2 separate regions of the Mus musculus genome follow, and region 2 is linked to region 1. A link is a loop called in an ENCODE intact Hi-C map of the cell type or tissue named here. Cell type or tissue: heart. All regions are shown on one strand.

What was found. Hi-C counts contacts between places; a loop is a spot of excess contacts. Peaks named below come from ENCODE experiments on the same cell type or tissue, not always from the same donor. Only the 100,000 strongest peaks of a DNase experiment are listed, where the experiment ranks them.
Region 2: it touches region 1 in a loop (2.3-fold over the local background); 2 of 42 quality-filtered maps call a loop at or near these places.

Annotation. Positions count from the first base shown.
Region 1 is chr7:110,786,375-110,788,874 of GRCm38, forward strand. It overlaps Ampd3 (adenosine monophosphate deaminase 3), which reads left to right. Exons shown (of 15, transcript NM_001276301.1): 3 at 2,236-2,440. Among named protein-coding and RNA genes, the nearest start is that of Gm39069, 6.8 kb to the left of the region's middle. In heart, no CTCF peak of the experiment used is centred here; a DNase peak (open chromatin) is centred at 1,117.
Region 2 is chr7:110,553,442-110,555,941 of GRCm38, forward strand. All of the region lies in intron 2 of Sbf2 (SET binding factor 2), which reads right to left. Among named protein-coding and RNA genes, the nearest start is that of Gm46027, 51 kb to the right of the region's middle. In heart, no CTCF peak of the experiment used is centred here; no DNase peak of the experiment used is centred here.

The DNA.
Region 1 (2,500 bases):
CCCAGGCTGTCCTTGAACTCAATGACTAGCATGTTATGACCTTGAATTCTGATTCTTCTCACTCTCCCTTCTGGTTGCTGCAGTTTCAGGTGTGTGTGTTATCATTTCTGATTTACGTGGGGCTTTGATGAATTCTAGGCAAGCCCTCTCTCAACTGAGCCACATCTCCATTCATGTGTGACAGTCTGACTGGGGCCACAGTGAATAATGGGCACGAAGGAGAGTTCTCTGGGTACCAGCTGGGTATCGTCTTCCTCAGTGTGACAGACATGTTCTTTCCTATTGAGGCACTCATAGGAGAACCCTGGTGAGTGCTTGGCTTAGGCAGTCTTCCAGATTTTTGCCTGTGTGTTTTGTTTGTTTGTTTGTTTGTCTGTTTTACCTGTTGCTAACCTAACAAGTTACCCATTGCTTCTCCTTGGTTGGATGAACCCCAGGCTAGACTAAGGCATAGGGGATGGTGTTGGCATAAGACGAAACACACACATTGATGTGACACAGGAACTGGTGACTCATGGGATGAGCTGAGCAGAGTCAAGATGTCCAAAAGATTCCTTATAGGGGGACTCTGTGCTTAGGGTGACTCTAACACTGACTGACTGGCTGGCCCACCCTGACATCTATCTTTCTCAGTGTAGGAAGCTGGCTCAGCAACAGGTGAAGGACAACAGGCCAGGGTTGGGGGTTCCTGGGGTTCTGGTTAGGGCTCCTGAAGCAGCCTGGTTTGTCAGCCATGCAAGTCCCTGTGGAGGCACCTCCTGAGAAGAGACCAGTTTCATCTCTCAGGTGTGAACATCCTTGTCCCAGGGAAGTGGAAACACAGGTCCTTAGGGCAGAGAGACCTGTGGCAAGCAGGCGAGGTGAACTGGATTATGGAAGGTTGGGTAGGGAGGAGTCCTGGATGGTGCCAGCAGGAAGCTGGCTGTTTCTGGATGAGCATGAGGCTAACTTGGGGATGGATTGATTTCCCATACCCAGTGTCACCAGGGAAGTCTTCATTGCCTCCCTATTGCCATGAAGAGACATCGTGACCACTAAGCCCCATAGAAGAAAGCGTTTAGCCGGGGGCTTACTTAGAGGGTGAGTCCGGTTGCTGCTGGCATTGTCCCAGTGCTGAGTAATTTCCTTCCCGGGGATCACAGGACTTGGAGTGACATCAGCTGAAACAGTTTGGATTTTTGTTAACAAAGGAAGCCATGTCATCACAAATCAGACTTACAAGTAATCATGAGCTTGCAGCATTTTAAACCAGCCTTGTGGTCTCGTCTTCCAGTGCCAGAACAACAGGTTCAGGGTCCAGGCCTCATCCTGGTGCCCATCAACCCCTCTCCTATAGAAGAGATGGATGCAGGTCTGTACCAGCCCCAGCTGCCGCCAGGATGGCAAACATCAGGCTTGAGGAAGGAGAAGCTGGCTAATGGCTGGAGAAAGCCTTGCTGTGTGATTTTGTATAAGGCCCCTTCTGTCTCTGGGCCCTAACCAAGGAGGCTGACAAACTGATCACTCTCCATCCCTTCTGCTTCCCGTGCCTGCGTTTGTAACTAAAATACAATGTTGTGTCTTTGTGTCCTTGACCACATCTTTCCAGAGACTTCATTTGTCAGGGCTTAAAGAGTTTGGCTTATTGGAAGAGAACATGCTGTCTGCTCCTGGGGGAATGCCTCTCTGACACAGTGTCACCCTTATATACTGAAGCCCCCGCAGTGTGGATCTTGGTCTGTCTGTCTCTGCTCTGTCACATTGACCTACTGCCATGTGCCACAGGTCCCAAAGACTCCACCATTGGCAATGAGGCATGCCTCAGATGCAGTATCTGCAAGGCTGGGAGGAGGAAGTCATAAGCAACCAGAAATGTGTATGAATGCAGGTACAGATACAGGTGCAGAGGCCAGAGGTTAATGTCGTACTCCATCTTATTTTTTGAGACAGAGTCTCTGGACTGACTCCAAAGCTATTTCAGCTAAATTGACTAACCAGAGGACCCCTGGGGTTCGCTTGTGCTGGGGTTACTGATGTCCATGGTGATACCCACTTTCTATGTGATTGCTGGAGTTCTCAACTCACATCCTCACACTTGTACTGCAAGTGCTTTATCATTGAGTGATCTCCTCAGCCCACCAGAGACTTCTTAATGATACCCAGCACCAGGGATTGATGACAGTGGAACTTCTTGCCGCCTGAGATTCTCCCTATGAGCAGCTGATGTCTCCCCTGTCCCTTGTCCTTGGCTCTTAGAAAGAAGAGTTTCAAGATGATCCGGTCGCAGTCTTTGTCCCTGCAGATGCCAACACAACAAGACTGGAAAGGTCCTCCAACTGCCAGTCCTGCCATGTCTCCTGCAACCCCTCTGGTTCCCGGAGCTACTTCTAAGCCTGGGCCAGCACCCTATGCTATGCCTGAGTATCAGCGGGTCACCATCAGTGGAGATTACTGTGCAGGGGTAAGGCCATACCCACCCTTGAAGCCTGGTCCGGTGTGTGTGTGTCTAGGAGAGGGTGGA
Region 2 (2,500 bases), 230 kb before region 1:
GTTACAGCTGCAGAATGTTGAATATGGATTTTATTTCTCTCTTTCTCCAGTGTATACTTATAAAACACAAACTTTATATTAGTCAAATCACTGGGGAATGATTTTAATAACTAAATTAATTTCTCCAAAGGTTCAAATTTAGAAATTTTGGTTGCTTACATTTCAAGCCACAATTTTTCAAACACTTTAATCCTCAAAGAAAATGAGATACACTACAATACCGAGTAAAAGTTTCTGTAACTATTATAGTGAATTTTCTAAATTACAATATAAAAAGATTCAATTCACAAGCAAGGCATCTTAAAAGGGAGCTAGTGCCAAAACAATGCTATTTTTCTGATGCTCAAGACCCAGCCAATAAAAATATTTGTCCCTATAATTTTAAATAGATTGTTAGCCATAGAATTCCTCTGAAAAAACAATTCTCTAATGTTCTTTGAAATACAGTCACTAAATTTAACTTTCAACTTTATTTATATGACTGTCTGTGGCTTTGTGCATACCTAAAAAGCACAAGAAAAGACAAAAATATCCCAGAACTGGAAAAGCAGTTATTATGTTCGGTTTAGCTTATTTTCATATTTTTTATTTTTAAATCTATCCAAATTAAAACTCATCATCTCTACACAGAAGACAAATTCTTTATGAAAAAAATGGAAAGAATAAATTCAGCATCCTCTACATCAGAAATTTAATTAATAGTGAGTAAATGTATAAAACCATTTGGAAATTATGAAAGTTTAGCATTCAGGTTGAACATGCAATCTTTCATTTAGAATTTAAGTATATCATGTATGTGCTATATGAGAAGTAGAGATAGCAACAAAAAAAATTAAATAATGTGCTCTGATCCTATATTTGTCCTTAAATAAGGTAAGAAGCTGGTATCTATTCAATAGCAAGAGCTATGTTTTGGATATAATCCAGCTGTCCCCCAGGGTTCACTGTGAGTAAGACCTTGTCTGGAAGGTGGCTGTGAGTAAGACTTTCACAGTAGGGCAGGACAGTGTTTATAAAGGTCAATGGAGGAAAGATGTATTTCCCGGAAGACCCCCTTGTAGTTCTTATGAAGGAGTCGTTAGAAAAAAACAGATTACCCAGTATCTCTGATTCCCTCTGGGGAATAATTTTAATAACTGAATTAATTTCTCCAAAGTATCTCTGATTCCCTCTGTGCCTACTGCTTGCTCCTGCATGTATGTCCACCATAGCACTCCATACTACAGAGCCTGTACTACTCTGTTTGGACTTTCAATTTCCAAAGCTATGAGTTAAATAAACCTCCTTTTCTTCTCGACCAGTTATCTTTCAGATCCAGCATTTCCACTAGAACACAAATACTACCATAGTTTAAAAATGTCACTTCCAAAACACTATGCCTCGACTGAAAGTAATTAACAAGACTGGCATTAAATACTAGCTTTGTTGCATCCTACCTGATAGACTTTGTTAAAATTATGTACACTTCCTAAGCCTCACCTTACTTGTTTGTAAATTAATACACTAGCACCAATCATCTAGTTTTCATGAGTTTCTCCAAGTATTTATAACTGCTAGATAGTAGCCTTAAAGCTACATGCTCAATGTCACTCTAACTTAGAAATGCTATGAAGGTTTTTTCATATGTATCATCAGGAAAGGGACTATCACCCTGGACAAACAAACTTAGAAACGGAGATAGACTACTTTTGACATATATCTTTCTTTTTACTATTAAGAGTTACAATCATACAGTATATCAGTTACACAAGTTTGTGAAAATTTAACTTTTATTCACCTGAAGTTATTGTCATTTCCAAAGCTTACTGCCTCAGTCTGCCAACCTAGGCCTAGTCCGGGAACCTTCCTGCCTCTGTACAATCTAATCTAGGCCTAGCATGTTTTCAGCCTCTGAGACTTACTGCTGAATAAGCTCACCCTTTCTAATTCTTTCTGAGCTCTGGCTGGCTGGTTCTGTCTCTACTCCTCTACAAACTGAATAATGATTCAGTCTAACTTCTCTCAGCTTCTGCTGACTCATTCACATTAACTCTAGCAATCTGTTCTAACTTCTGGTTCCTTCTCATTCTGTCTTCACCTGTGTCTGGCTTGTTTTCTCTCTGCAATCTGTCTCTGTACAATTGTCCCAGGAAAGCTGCCACCTCCTTTCTTTCTTTCTACTCTGAAGTAGACTCTCTTTCCTCCCTCTTCTCATGGAAGTGGGGCATATCCTATTCTGTCAAAATTTTCTCTGATTTGTCACTTTGTCTGCCACTCAATTAGACATCACTTTCAAACATGGGAGCTTCCTCCTACAAACTAACTTTACCTTCATTGTTGGGGATTAAAGGTATGTACTATGGGTGTGTCTCTATTCCAGCCAGAGGGATTAAAGGTGTGTGCTAAGGGCAGAGTCACACCACAATTAGAAACAGGGTTTTCCAGTAAATAACACAATTTCAGGGTTCACAATGAGATCAAATATTCTGCAACACAAGTTACTGCTGTTCATGTACAGAAT